Regions from separate parts of the Homo sapiens genome. Here region 1 is linked to region 2. The links are chromatin loops, found by intact Hi-C in ENCODE. Cell type or tissue: Calu3. All regions are shown on one strand.

What was found. A loop is a pair of places that touch in the nucleus more often than their neighbours do. Peaks named below come from ENCODE experiments on the same cell type or tissue, not always from the same donor. Only the 100,000 strongest peaks of a DNase experiment are listed, where the experiment ranks them.
Region 1: it touches region 2 in a loop (7-fold over the local background); 31 of 110 quality-filtered maps call a loop at or near these places.

Annotation. Positions count from the first base shown.
Region 1 is chr4:170,044,652-170,052,651 of GRCh38, reverse strand. No RefSeq gene overlaps it. Among named protein-coding and RNA genes, the nearest start is that of MFAP3L, 22 kb to the right of the region's middle. RefSeq lists an enhancer at 6,648-7,187. In Calu3, no CTCF peak of the experiment used is centred here; a DNase peak (open chromatin) is centred at 4,711.
Region 2 is chr4:169,788,872-169,796,871 of GRCh38, reverse strand. It overlaps the pseudogene PTGES3P3. Among named protein-coding and RNA genes, the nearest start is that of HPF1, 35 kb to the right of the region's middle. In Calu3, a CTCF peak has its summit at 4,935 (motif pointing left); a DNase peak (open chromatin) is centred at 5,011.

The sequences.
Region 1 (8,000 bases), 260 kb before region 2:
GCTCGCCAGCACACCCAGATAATTTTTTTTGTATTTTTAGTAGAGAAGGGATTTCACCATGTTGGCCAGGCTGGTCTTGAACTCCTCACCCCAGGTTATCCACCAGCCTCGGCCTCCCAAAGTGCTGGGATTACAGGTGAATTGTACATTTTAAATGGGTGGATTTTATGGTATGTGAATTACATCTCAATAAAGCTGTTTTTAAAAAAGGTTACCATGAAAGCAAATTAATTGCTTGATTGATTAAACATTAACTGACGAAAACTGGTATTCAGTAGTAGCCCATGATGCGGATAGAAAAATATTTGAATCGTATGTCTGTTGACATGAGAACACATTCAAAAAATATGAGGCCAAAGAGTCTTTATAAAGCAGTTTCTACAATACAATCCCATTTTTATTTGCGAACAAAAGGATATGTTTATTCAAACTGTATGTATGGATGCCCACATTGCCAGGAATCGTTCTGAGTGTTTGTGAACTATCAGTGAATAGGTCCTTGTTATCGTGGAGCTTACATTCGAATATGGGGAAAGCCCATAAGTAATAAGCATAATAGGCCGGGCGCAGTGGCTCACGCTTGTAATCCTAGCACTTTAAGAGGCCAAGGTGGGTGGATCACTTGAGGTCAGGAGTTCAAGACCAGCCTGACCAACATGGTGAAATCTTGTCTCTACTAAAAATACAAAAAATTAGCCGGGCGTGGTGGTGCATGCCTGTAATCCCAGCTACTTGGGAGGCTGAGGCAGGATAATTGCCTGAACCCAGGAGGCAGAGGTTGCAGTGAGCCAAGATCACGCCACTGCACTTCAGCCTGGGTAACAGAGCAAGACTCTGTCTCAAAAAAAAAAAAGAAAGGAATAAGCATAATAAATAAGTGGATTGCATAGGATGTTAGAAGTGTAAAAGGACCATGATGGGTTGGAGAGGGTAAAGAAGAGGGTCTGGGAGTGCAGGGGAAGAGCATGTCGCAGTGTTCAGTGGGGTGGTGCTCAGTCCTCATTGAGAAAGTGAGAAGGTGAGCAAAGACTCATGTTAGACAAGTGGTGGCTGAGGGAAGAGCAAGGCCCTAAAGCAAGTTTGAGCCTCCTCAATTCAGCAGCCCAGGAACAGGCAGGAGACCAGCATGGCAGCAGCAGAGAAAACAAGGCATGTGCAGGGCTGCCTCACTTTATTGAGCTTTACTTTATAACACTTTTCAGAGACTGCATTTCTTACAAATGGAAGGTTCGTGGCAACCTTCTGCATTAGCACCATTTTTCCAACCACATGCCTTCACTTTGCGTCTCTGTGTCTCATCTGGGTAATTCTCACAATATTTCACTTTTTAATTATTATTATATATGTTATGCTGCTTGATAATTGTCTTTGACATTACTATTATAATTTTGGGGGTTGCCATGAACTGTGCCCCTGTAAGATAGCAAACTTCATCAATAAATGTTATGTGTGTTCTGTTTCACACACCAGACATTTCCCCATCTCTCTCCTCAGGCCTCCCTATTTTCTGAGACGCAACAATATTGAAATTAGGCCAATTAAGAATCCTACAATACCGGCCGAGCAGAGTGGCTCACACCTGTAATCCTAACACTTTGGGAGGCTAAGGCGGGTGGATCACTGGAGGCCAGGAGTTTGAGACCAGCCTGGCCAACATGTGAAACCCCATCTCTCCTAAAAATACCAAAAATACAAATCGCTCCTAAAAATACAAAACAAAAACAAAACAATACACCTAGCCAGGCATTGTGGCACATGCCTGTAATTCCAACTACTTGGGAGGCTGAGGCAGGAGAATTGCTTGAACCTGGGAGGTGGAGGTTGCAGTGAGCTGAGATTGCGCCACTGCACTCCAGCCTGAGCAACACAGTGAGACTCCATCTCAATCAATCAATCAATCAATCAATCAAAAATCCTACAATAGCCTGTAATCCCAGCACTTTAAGATGCTGAGGCAGGCAGATCACTTGAGTCCAGGAGTTCAACACCAGCCTGGGCAACATGGAGAAACCCTGTCTCTACAAAAACTACAAAAATTAACTAGCATGCTGGTGCACACCTGTAGTCCCAGCTACTTGGGAGGCTGAGATGAAAGAATCACCTGAGCCCAGGAAGTGGAGGCTGCAGTGAGCCAAGATTGTGCCACCACACTCTAGCCTGGGCGACAGAGCAAGACCCTGTCTCAAAAAAAAAAAAAAAAGAATCTTGCAATAACCTCTAAGTGTTGAAGTGAAAGGAAGAATCTCAAGTCTCTCACTTTAAATCAAAAGCTAGAAATAATTAAGCTTAGTGAGAAAGGCATGTTGAAAGCTGAGATACGCAGAAATCTAGGCCTCTTGCACCGAGCAGCTAGCAACCTCCCGGAACCTCGGTTTCCTCCTCATTTGTAAAATGGGGCAAATCTGCTTCCAGTTGTTTTGAACATTAACTTAGGTAATGCATGCAAAGCACATAGCGTCATTGTTGTTATTTGTGAGCCTTAGAAGACTCTGCTATACATGTCTATTATCAGCAGTTAAAAGGTTCACCGAGATGTGACGCATGACTTTCTCCCTCATCTTTATTGCCAAATCCATTTTTCATTCTCGTTTTCCTTTCTCATGTACTTTGAAGACCTCCTTCCTTGGCAGACAGACTTTGCAATCCCAGGGACTCCAAGTTTCCTGCATCACAGTTAGCACCACAGAATTCATCTGGAGCCTGGGGAGAAATGCCCCAGGCGTCCTCCAAACATTTGAAGCTTCTCCAGCTTCACTTGTCTGTTTCTTACTTAGTCTGTGCGCATTCCGCCTAACTTTGTATTTGCTAGATGAAGGGGATAATGATTATGACTGTTTCAGTAAGCAAGAGCAAGTGAGGCAATTAGTTCAATAAATGTTAATTAAGTGCTAACTATATGCAGCTACTGTGAGAGGTGCTGGAAATACAAGATCAGGAAAAGAGCCCATGTCCAGAAGAAGTTCACAAAAATCTCTTAACTATTTTAATCCCAACAACAAAGTAACTTTCCTGGCTATTACATAATGTCACATTTGAATTTCTCAAGATTTCTTTTTTACCTTTCTTGGTCTTACAAACTTCACGTGCCTGAAATTTCTTGTGTTTGCCTTTTTTTCCTCAATAGAGTTGATAGATACCTCTGCTGGATGGGTCTCTCTTGGCAGTCCTGAATAAGCAGTGTTCATGGTGCAAATTAAGCATTTGGAAAGCACATTCATCTTTTTAAATGCAGTATTTAGCAAGTTCTTGCTACCTGGAAAGTGTTCCATAAATATTTGTTTAATCATGAAAAGGATTTTCAAGTTGTCAGGGTACAATTTAATTTCAACATGCTCAGTAAGTTTGGGGAGAGCAGACAGGATGTGCATAATTTGGTATTCTTGGGAATAAGGAGAAGGTGGAGCAATGTCTGGGAACTGAAACTGACACCCAAGAACTTGCATCTGAACTTTGTTTCTTAGACCTGAGCCCCCTTGGAACTCAGCATCAGCCTCAGGTCAGGGCAGGTTGGTGGTTGAAGCATTTAGGGAAGGATGTTTATAACAACTTATTTTTTACTTATTATAGGAGTGCATGCTCATCACAACCAAAATGAGTAATTGAGGTGGTCAGGGGTAGAGCAGGCCTTCAAACTCAGTTATCTGTCCCCTAGAGCAGGGTTGCCCAACCCCCAGTCCATGGCCCAGTAGGAACTGGGCTGCACAGCAGGAGGCGAGCTTCATCTGTATTTACAGCTGCTCCCCATCACTTGCATTTCTGCCTGAGCTCCGCCTCCTGTCAGATCAGCAGGGGCATTAGATTCTCACAGGAGCGTGAACCCTATTGTGAACTGCACATGTGAGGGATGTAGGTTGCACACTCCTTATGAGAATCTAATGCCAGATGATCTGTCACTGTCTCCCATCATGCCCAGGTAGAACCATCTAGTTTCAGGAAAACAAGCTCAGGGCTCCCAGATTCTACATTACGGTGACTTGTCTAACTTTTTGTTATATATTACAACGTAATAAAAATAGAAATAAAGTGCACAACAAATGTAATGCACTTGAATCATCCCAAAACCATCCCCCCAACCCCGGTTCATGGAAAAATTGTCTTCCACAAAACCAGTCCCTCGTGCCAAAAAGGTTGGGAACTGCTCCCCTGGAGTCATGATACAAGACTGTGTCACCTTAGGGCTGAGCTGAGGATCACCTGAGTGATGGGTGACCTTGGGGCTGGGCTCAGAGCCAGTGAGAGGAGTGGGGGACATCTTTATGCTGGGGTTCCAGAAGAGGACAAAGCAGCATTGCCAATATGTTTGTGAGATGTCGTCAGAAAAAGATAAGGTAGAGGAGTGCAGTTATGCAGCAGGTTCAGCAACACTTAGAGATCTCTCACCTACAGATGGATGCTTAGCTCACATTGCTCAAGAGAAAGGAGCATAAATGCAACTTAGCCCCTAAGTTGTACATTTCAAAGACTCAGAAATATGCAGCCAGAGATTTGTTATCAACAGTCATCAAGAGGGAAGGATAAACACGAAAGGCTTGTGGGAATGATAATTGTTAGAATGTCCAAGCATCAATAATTTGTGACAACCTAGGACATCTCAAAAGTCTGTATGTTGGATTGCTTTGAATTGGATTTATCACATCCTATGCTATCGTGAAAAACAAGTTTGAAATGTAAATGAGCAACACATCTTGACCAGCAGGCGGCAGTCTTACCTCATATAATTTCTTTAAAAGCTTGCAGAAAGAATTACAGTAAATTATTTTTTTTTAATTGTACTGAAAATTTATTAGAATGGATTTTTTAAATGCCAAATTCACAACTAAAATGCAATTTATTGCAAAAAATTCAAAATTCCTTTTTGTCTCAGTATAAAAAACATTGAATGTATCTATTAGAAATTAATGAACAATTTTGTAAATGATACAAAAGAAAATTTTAACAAATGGTGAAACATTTTCTTATCTCAGGACACCAAATTAAAAAAAATTTAGGGCAGGTGCGGTGGCTCACACCTGTAATCCCAACTACTTTAGGAGGACAAGGCAGGAGGAACTCTTTTTTTATTTTATTTTATTTTATTTTATTTTATTTTTTTATTGATCATTCTTGGGTGTTTCTCGCAGAGGGGGATTTGGCAGGGTCACAGGACAATAGTGGAGGGAAGGTCAGCAGATAAACAAGTGAACAAAGGTCTCTGGTTTTCCTAGGCAGAGGACCCTTCGGCCTTCCGCAGTGTTTGTGTCCCTGGACTTGAGATTAGGGAGTGGTGATGACTCTTAACGAGCATGCTACCTTCAAGCATCTGTTTAACAAAGCACATCTTGCACCGCCCTTAATCCATTCAACCCTGAGTGGATACAGCACATGTTTCAGAGAGCACAGGGTTGGGGGTAAGGTCACAGATCAACAGGATCCCAAGGCAGAAGAATTTTTCTTAGTACAGAACAAAATGAAAAGTCTCCCATGTCTACCTCTTTCTACACAGACACGGCAACCATCCGATTTCTCAATCATTTCCCCACCTTTCCCCCCTTTCTATTCCACAAAACCGCCATTGTCATCATGGCCCGTTCTCAGTGAGCTGTTGGGTACACCTCCCAGACGGGGTGGTGGCCGGGAAGAGGGGCTCCTCACTTCCCAGTAGGGGCAGCCAGGCAGAGGCGCCCCTCACCTCCCGGACAGGGCGGCTGGCCGGGCACGGGGCTGACCCCCCCCCCCCACCTCCCTCCCGGACGGGGTGGCTGGCCGGGCAGAGGGGCTCCTCACTTCCCAGTAGGGGCGGCCGGGCAGAGGCGCCCCTCACCTCCCGGACGGTGCGGCTGGTCGGGCGGGGGGCTGACGCCCCCACCTCCCTCCCGGACGGGGTGGCTGGCCGGGCAGGGGGCTGACCCCCCCACCTCCCTCCCGGACGGGGCGGCCAGCCAGGCAGAGCGGCTCCTCACTTCCCAGTAGGGGCGGCCGGGCAGAGGCGCCCCTCACCTCCCGGACTGGGCGGCTGGCCGGGCGGGGGGCTGACCCCCCCCACCTCCCTCCCGGACGGGGCGGCTGGCCGGGCGGGGGGCTGACCCCCCCACCTCCCTCCCGGACGAGGTGGCTGCCGGGCGGAGACGCTCCTCACTTCCCAGACGGGGTGGCTGCTGGGCGGAGGGGCTCCTCACTTCTCAGACAGGGCGGCTGCCGGGCGGAGGGGCTCCTCACTTCTCAGATGGGGCGGTTGCCAGGCAGAGGGTCTCCTCACTTCTCAGACAGGGCGGCCGGGCAGAGATGCTCCTCACATCCCGGACCGGGCGGCAGGGTAGAGGCGCTCCCCACATCTCAGACGATGGGCGGCCGGGCAGAGACACTCCTCACTTCCTAGATGGGATGGCGGCTGGGCAGAGACGCTCCTCACTTTCCAGACTGGGCAGCCAGGCAGAGGGGCTCCTCACATCCCAGTCGATGGGCGGCCAGGCAGAGACGCTCCTCACTTCCCAGACTGGGTGGCGGCCGGGCAGAGGCTGCAATCTCGGCACTTTGGGAGACCAAGGCAGGCGGCTGGGAGGTGGAGGTTGTAGTGAGCCGAGATCACGACACTGCACTCCAGCCTGGGCACCATTGAGCACTGAGTGAACGAGACTCCGTCTGCAATCCCGGCACCTCGGGAGGCCGAGGCTGGCGGATCACTCGCGGTTAGGAGCTGGAGACCAGCCCGGCCAACACAGCGAAACCCCGTCTCCACCAAAAAAATACGAAAACCAGTCAGGCGTGGTGGCGCGCGCCTGCAATCGCAGGCACTCGGCAGGCTGAGGCAGGAGAATCAGGCAGGGAGGTTGCAGTGAGCCAAGATGGCAGCAGTACAGTCCAGCTTCGGCTCGGCATCAGAGGGAGACCGTGGAAAGAGAGGGAGAGGGAGACTGTGGGGAGAGGGAGAGAGGGAGAGAGGGAGAGGGAGAGCTAAATTATTTTATTCTATGTGATATCTCAACAGGAATCTAAATATAAAACTCATATTTAGAATGAATTATAAATTGAATATTATTTAATCATACCGTGGCCTGGAGTTCTATGACTAATGATAACTAAACCTGTTCATTCAACTAACTGCAAAAATACAAGACACGTGTAGCTATTACTTGAATTTACCATCAAGACATATTTCAGCACACTAGATAGAAAAGTATAATGTCTAGACTACTCTTAAGTCATAGGGGGGCAAATACAGTTAAATATCAATTTTCCAATTAAGATATTTAATTTATTTTGCCTTCCTATGTCAGGCCTGTATAATTTTATATTACATACCTCAGAAGTCTCATTCATTTTTTTCAAATGTATAAGTTTTCATTCACTCTAAAGAAATATTACTTTCAATGTTTTAGAACGGTTAATGTATGGTTGCAATTTTTATAACATTTAAAAGCATATGTCACATACTTAGTCCATTTTGTGTTGCTATAACAGAATGCCACAAGCTAGGTAATTTATAAGGAAAAGAAGTTTATTTGGCTCATGGTTCTGGAGTCCTGGAAGTCCAAGTGCATGATGCTGACATGTGGTGAAGACTTTAGTGCAGCATGATCCCATGGCAGAAGGCAGAAGGGCAAGAGGGGGTGAGAGCACGAGAGGGCCAAACTTGCTTTTATAACAAACCCACTCCTACAATAACAACATTAATCTATTCATGAGGGCAGAGCTTTCATGGCCTAAACACCTCTTAATGGTCCCACCTATTAAACCTGTCATAGGCTGGGCATGGTGACTCATGCCTGTAATCCCAGCACTTTAGGAGGCCGAAGCAGGTGGATTGCCTGAGGTCAGGAGTTCGAGACCAGCATGAGCAACATGGTGAAACCCCGTCTCTACTACAAATACAAAAACTAGTAGGGCGTGGTGGCAGGCACCTGTAAGCCCAGCTACTTGGGAGGCTGAGACAGGAGAATCGCTTGACCTGGGAGGCAGAGGTTGCAGTGAGCTGAGACCAGGCCATTGCACTCCAGCCTGGGTGACAAGAGCAAAACTCCATC
Region 2 (8,000 bases):
CCCCAGCCATCAAAATGCATCTTTCTCTTCCTAAGACAATTCCAAGGAACGCTTAAGTTAGAGTTCATAATTTCACATGTAATAATTTGCAAGCAGCAGTCCAAATGGATCTCAGGTGCAGCTTCTATAAATGGTAAACTCTCAAGGCTTGCCAGCTGCAGGTGTGTCCTGTAAGCAAACCGGTTATAAGAGCAATTCGTTCTGTGAAAGATACTGCGCGATGACTTCTCTGAAAATATCCCATGGAATAAAAGGGGTTCTGTTTGTGCAGAAGCACAACTGACAATTGCATCCCAATAGAAACATTAAAAACAAACAATCTAATGGACATTTGAAAGAATCAGAACTCTCCTGAGAGCCTAGTAAATCCAGGTGCATACTCTCAGCTTGTGCTGTGGGGCCCAAGAAGAAAAACTGGGCAGTAACTCAGGTTGGCAGTTTTGCAGGGGGAGATGAGAGGCCTCTAGAGGGAGAGAAGCAGAGATGATGACCAGCAGAAGCATCCACATCTGTGCAGCAATCAAAACAGTTGGATGGGGTCGGGTGCAGTGGCTCACACCTGTAATCCCAGCACTTTGGGAGGCCAAGGCAGGTGGGTCACATGAGGCCAAGAGTTCGAGACCAGCCTGGCCAACATAGCGAAACCTCATCTCTACTAAAAATACAAAAATTAGCTGGATGTGGTGGTGTGCACCTGTAATCACAGCTACTCAAGCTAACCAAGGCTGTGGCATGAGATTTGCTTGAACCCAGGAGACGGAGGTTGTGGTGAGCCAAGATCACGCCACTGTACTCCAGCCTGGGCAGCAGAGAAAGACTCTGTCTCAAAAAACAAAACAAAGGTGGATGGGAGTGAGCTGATGGCTACGTGGCAGGGTCCCCTTTCTGCCAGGAGCAGGTCATCATTTCATGACCTCTGCTTCCCTTTGATAGTTTTATTCCTCTCCCTACAAACACTTCTACCTCTGCCTGGCATTCCAGGCATTCCTGCCTGCTGTCCAACAGGCCAGGATCCGCAGACACTAAATCAACCTCATGACACCATTGCATTAACAGTGGGGCTCCTGAGATGAAATGAGGAGACAATGTTGTTTTCTCACTTGGCCATTCGAATCCATCTTTTGGGCTGGTTCTTCCTCTACTGTTCAGATAAAAACTAAGATGAATCACTTAGCTCTTAGTCACTGTCAAATAACAAAAAGTCTTCCGATGATGTCATCATTAAAAATTAGTCTCGGTTCAGTGATGAATATGTCCAGTCTAGTGCAATAAGTAAAACTGTAATCTTCATTAAAAGTTAAAGTCTTCCCTCTCAGCTAAGGTCTGCACAGGAACAGGAGGCTTGTGGCTTCTCTCTCTCATTTCTGGCCTTCCACTCCCACAACTGGACACCCCCTCACTTAGGTGCTTCTGGTTCCCAGGGACTGAATTCTCCAAAAATCCTCTTCAGCCATTCTAATTGATGCCAGACACTTTTATGCCTTTCATGTGGGCAATGAATTAAGAGTTGCAAAACTGGCTTTGACCCCCTAAATCATTGATTCATTCAACCAATTCATTAAAATATCCATTTGACTTTTTGATTTAATAATTATTTATTAAATATCTGCTGTATGCTGAACACTGTGCTAGATACTGCAAGAAGACACACTCCCTACCATCCAAAAAATTTCCCTGTAGTTCAGATGAGAAAAGATGTACACAATTAGACCACAAGACCATGTATGCTAAGGGCCTTGTTGTCCGTGAGGACAGTAAGTGCTACAATAAATCAGCGAAGGAAACTGCCCTTTCCATTGGGGAGTATTGGAGATGACTTTACGAAGAAGTGGGATTTGGTTTTTTGTTTTTGTTTTGTTTTGTTTTTTTGAGATGGTGTCTTGCTCTGTCACCCAGGCTGGAGTGCAGTGGCTCGATCTCGGCTCGCTGCAACCTCCACCTCCAGGATTCAAGTGATGCTCCTGCCTCAGCCTCCTGAGTAGCTGAGATTACAGGCACCCGCCACCACACCCTGCTAATTTTTGTATTTATAGTAGAGACAGGGTTTCGCCCTATTGGCCGGACTGGTCTCGAACTCCTGACCTCAGGTAATCCGCCCACCTTGGCCTCCCAAAATGCTGAGATTACAGAGGTGAGCAACTGCACCCGGCCTGGAAGGGGGATTTGAACTTGAATCTTAAAGGCTGTGTAATAATAGCTCAATCGATGTTTTACATGCATATTATTACTTAATCTCTGTAACAACTTTATGAGGTAGGGACTATTATTATCTGCAGTTACACATAAGAAAATTGAAGCATAGCAATATCAAGTAACACGCCCAAGTTCACATAAGTGGGAGGTGAAGTATCAGAGATTCAAGTCTAGAGCATGGGAGAATTTTCCAGAATGAGAGGTAGAGGTGGAAAGTGTTATAAACTGGAAAACAAAGGGAAGAAAGATACAAAATGGTCATGGTGTGGATTAACATGACATCCCATTTTGACATAAGGGAATAATCTCAGGAGGCCTGTTACTGCTTAACAGGCAGATGGAAGATGACTTGAAGAATTAGATGAGGCAGTTTGGACTCAGTCATCTCCAAAGTGAGCAGCCATTAAGCACCTTTCACAAAAGAGCACATCCAGTAGGTGCTGCTTCCATCTATGTTCTCCCACTTCCCCTAGTGCTAACTGCATGAAATTTTCTTCAGCTCAACCCTGTCTTCATTTCACCTCTTTATTTCTTTATTTTGGAAGCAGGATTTGATCTAACAACTCCTATATGAGGAGAGTCTCTATCTGCACAGTTCATTTTTGTTACTTTCCTTTTCCGTAATTAGATAAATAAAAATGCCCATCAAAAGTCTCCAGTAGGGGGCTGGGCACAGTGGCTCACACCTGTAATCCCAGCACTTTTGGGAGGCTGAGGCAGGTGGATCACTTGAGCCCAGGAGTTTGAGACTAGCCTGGCCAACATGGTGAAACCCAGTCTCTACTAAAAATACAAAAATTAGCCAGGCATGGTGGTGTGTCCCTGTAATCCCAGCTACTCAGGAGGCTGAGGCAGGAGAATCGCTTGAAGCCGGGAGGCAGAGGTCGCAGTGAGCCGAGATTGATGGCACCACCGCACTCCAGCCTGAGCGACAGAGCAAAGACTCTGTCTCAAAAAAAAAAAAAAAAAGGTTTCCCAATAGGGAAGGCTGCTTGAGTTTAATCTTTTAGTGTGTTTGGGGGCTGGGTGCAAAAAGTGAGACGTCTGAGAGAGGAGGAAGAGTAGCCAATATTAAGGGATAAAATAGCTGGATGACCTGGAGGGATAGAGCTGTCAAAATGGAAGAAAAATTCATTTATGTGCTCAGGAAAGACAGTAGCTTATGATTTTCAGTGGGCCTTAGGAACTGTAATCTAAACTGCCATTTAGCCACAAGGATGCCTTTTTATTTATTTTTTAAATTGCAAATTGCCTATTGCTATGATTCATAGAGTGATGTCCTTATACAATGATGAAAACTAATGGTTTTTCTTCAAAAATCAACTTCAAAGTGCTGCTCCTTCATCTCTCCTGTGTCACCATTTCCCCTCCAAGCCAATGTCTACCCATATATGCTTTTCATCCCGAAAAATAGTCAAATGCATCACTAAGATTTGGGTATCTAATAATTCCCCCCAACTCCGATGTATTTGACTAGACTCCCTGACTACTACTTTTTTTTTTTCTAAATTAGAAAGAAACGAACAAAACAACAAACAACAAGTGTGAGACAGCTGGAGAGAGAATGAGTTAAAACTTCAAAACTCGAGTGTGCAGGCTGTTCCTGGGTCTGGCCCTGTCATTGTAATTCCTGTAGGGGTTCCTATAACTTCTCCTGTGAGTAAAGTACAAGAGGGAATTCTGAAAGCATTAGACACAAACTACTTGATATTTTTCCATGTGGTTTTCACCACTTCTTAGAATAGGTATGGTCTCAAATTTTGGATTCTTTCTTCAGGCTTTTTTTTTTTAAATAACTTTTGAAACCCTGTTTGTGATTTCTAAAAAGAGCAGCAAATGTTTCAAGGAAAAAAGGAAAAAAAAAAAAGGTACATGAGAGGCCAATCTAGGAGATTTACAGTGAGGAGCTGATGAGTTCTGTAAAAGTTGTGTTCAGCTCTGTTTCACCTGTGAGTTCCTGTACTTTTTTCTTTTTGTAATCACAATTATTATCCTGTAGCCACATGATAGGAAATGCTGTTATAGATGAAACAAAGACAGGCAGCATCTGGGCCACAGATTAGATAATAATGAAATTCTTTGTGGTTGACAAGAGAAAAATAATGGGTAATACAAAACTGTAATCATATTTTTCATGCATTAGCTACCTATAAATTGCATACCCTGAATATAAGCTGTTGCTGTGAAACTTTAAATGTTTAAGATTAAAAAAATGAACAAATCAGAGCTTATCATTTCAAGTCTCAATTTTGTGTTTTTCCCACAGAAATATACTCTAGGTTTCCAGAAAGTTCTCTCGAATTTTTGTTAATGGACGTCCAAAAGGTACCTGAGTTGCCTGCCCTGGCTTCTTTTTTTTCTTTTGAGACGGAGTTTCATTCTTTTTGCCATGGCTGGAGTGCAGTGGCGCTATCTCAGTTCACTGCAATCTCCTTCTCTGGGGTTCAAGGGATCCTTCTGCCTCAGCCTCCCCAGTAGCTGGGATCACAGGCGGGCACCACTAACGCCCGGCTAATCTTTGTATTTTTTGGTTGAGACAGGGGTTTCACCATGTTGGCCAGGCTGTTCTCGAACTCCTGACCTGAAGTGATCCTCCCGCCTCGGCATTCCAAAGAGCTGGGATTGTAGGCACGAGCCATCGTGCCCGGCCACCCTGGCTTCATCTTTCACGTTTATAAATAGGCGTGGCCGATTGAAGACTGCACAGATACAACTGTGTACCAGAAAGTATGACTGCAGAATTTTCTTTTCCAGAAACTGCAGTGGAGCCCTCCTGTGGCTAATTTAATCCAGCCAGTTTTCCCTGATCTAAGCAGAAAAACGTATAAAGAAGCAGCTGTAGCTGCCGCCGTCGCCTGAGGGGAGCGAGAAGAGGCAGCGGCGACCAGGGAGAAAACGCGGAGTCCCCACCGGAGAGCAGCCGCCGCCAGACAGCCGCCCGCCCACCCGTTCGCCCGTCCCCCTGCCGCATTCACAATGCAGCCTGCTTTTGCAAAGTGGTACGATCGAAGGGACTGTGTCTTCACTGAATCTTGTGTTGAAGACAATAAGGATGTTAATGTAAATTTTGAAAAATCCAAACTTACATTCAGTTGTCTTGGAGGAAGTGATAATTTTAAGCATTTAAATGAAATTGGTCTTTTTTACTCTATTGATCCAAATGATTCCAAGCATAAAAGAACGGACAGATCAATTTTATGTTGTTTACGAAAAGGAGAATCTGGCCAGTCATGGCCAAGGTTAACAAAAGAAAGGGCAAAGCTTAACTGGCTTAGTATGGACTTCAATCATTGGAAAGACTGGGAAGATGGTTCAGATGAAGACAGGTCTAATTTTGATCGTTTCTCCGAGATGATGAACAACATGGGTGGGGATGAGGATGTAGATTTACCAGAAGTAGATGAAGCAGGTGATGATTCACAAGACAGTGATGATGAAAAAATGCCAGATCTGGAGTAAGAAATATTTCATCACCTGGATTTTGAGAAAGAAAATAACTTCTCTGCAAGATTTCATAATTGAGAGAATTCCTCAGTTGATAGCCCTAAAGGCAGATGCTGTATTTGCCTACTTTAACCCATTTTTCAACCTGTTTGTTTTTTAAAAGGCTTCACTAAGGGTTTATATGTACCATTGTATGGAGCAATTTGAAGTCAGCTAAGGCAATAACCTTATGCATGAACATTTCCCAGACTTTCATGAAGCTGTTGAGGTCCTAGGCAATTGATGCAGCAGTTGTGATAAATAAAAACATCTCACCTAAGTCTCCTTTTCTTCATAACATAGATACTGACGTGATAGGAAGCTCTGGGCTTAGGTAAAGAGAACAAAATTTTAGTTTATAGGGGAGAGAATGACATTACTCCCCAGAGCACAGAGAGTGCACACCCCCCTGTGATATTATTCATAATATCCAGGGAGGGAGAGGATGACATTAGTCTCCATATCGCAGGGTGAGTACATTCCCCTTGTGATATTGTTCGAAATATCCAGGGAGGGGGAGAGGATAACATTACTCCCTATATAGGAGGGGTGTGCACCCCCCTGTGATATTGTTTATAATATCCAGGAAGGGAGAGGGTGACATTACTCTCAATATCACAGGGGATGTACCCCATCCCGTGATATTGTTCATAATATTCAGGGAGGGGGAAGATGATATTACTCCCAATATCGTAAACACCCTGTGTGTACGCCTTCTGTAATATTTTTCATAATATCCAGTGGGAGGAGAGGATGATATAACTCCCAGTGTTGAAGGGGGTGTACAACCCCCTATGATATTGCTGGTAATATCCAGAGAGGGAGAGGTTGATATTTCTGCCAATATCGCAGGGGATGTACACTCTGCTGTGATATTGTTCGTAATATCAAGAGAAGGAGAGGATGATGTTACTCCCAATGTCGCAGGGAGTGTACAACCCCTGTGATACTGTTCGAAATATCCAGGGTGGGGAGAGAATGATATTACTCCCAATATCATAAAAACCCTGTGTGTACACCCCCTGCTGTATTGTTCGTAATATCCAGGGGAAGAGAGGATGATATTACTCTCAATATTGCAGAGGGTGTACAGCCCCTTGTGATACTATTTGTAAAGAGCAGGGGAGGGTAAGATGATGCTACTCCCAATATTGCAGGGTATGTACATTCCCCTGTGATATGGTTCCTAATTTCCAGGGGGAGATAGGATGATATTACTCCCAATATCTCAGGAGGTGTACATACCCCTGTGATAGTCTTCGTAATATTAACTAGAACAGAGGATGATATAACTGCCAATATCACAGAGAATGTACACCTTCCTGTGATATTTTTCATAATATCGAGCGGGGGGAGAGGATAAAATTATTCCCAATATCACAGGGGGTGTACACAACACTGTGATATTGTTTGTAATATCCATGGGGGGAAAGGATGATATTACTCTTAATATCGCAGGTGGTGTACATTCTCCTATAATATTGTTCATGATATTCAGGGTGGAAAAGGATATTACTCCCAATATCGCAGGGGATGTACACCCCCTTATGATATTGTTTGTAATATTCAGGGTGGGAGAGGATATTACTCCCAATATCGCAGGCGGGGTACATTCCCCTATGATATTGCTCATAATATCCACGGGAGGAGACGATGATATTTCTCCCAATGTAGCAGAGGGTGTACACGCCCCTGTGATATGATATACAATATCCAGGGGGGAAGTGAATGATATTACTTTCAATACGCAGGGGGTGTACACGCCCCTGTGATATTGTTCGTAATATACAGGGGGAAAGAGGATGATATTACTCCCAATATCCCAGGGAGTGTACACCCTCCTGTGATATTGTTCGTAATATCCAGGGGAGAGAGGATGATATTACTACAAACATCATAAGGGGTGTACATCCCCTTGTGATATTTTTGAAATATCCAGGGGGGAAAGAATTATGTTGCTCCCAATATCACAGGGGTTGTACACCCCCCTGTGATATTTTTCATAATATCCAAAAGGGGAGAGGATGCTATTACACCCCATATCGCAGGAGGTGTACACCCCTCTGGGATATTGTTCATAATATCCAAGGGGGAAGAGTATAATATTACACTTAATATCACAGAGGGTGTACACCCCTATGTGATATTGTTCGTAATATCTAGGAGGAAGAGGGTGATATTACTCCCAATATCGAGTGGGGTGTGCACCCCCCTGTGATATTGTTCATAATACTCAGGGTGGGAAAGGATGATGTTACTCCCAATATCGCAGGGGTGTACACCTTCTGTGATATTGTTCATATTTTTCAGGAAGGGAACGGATA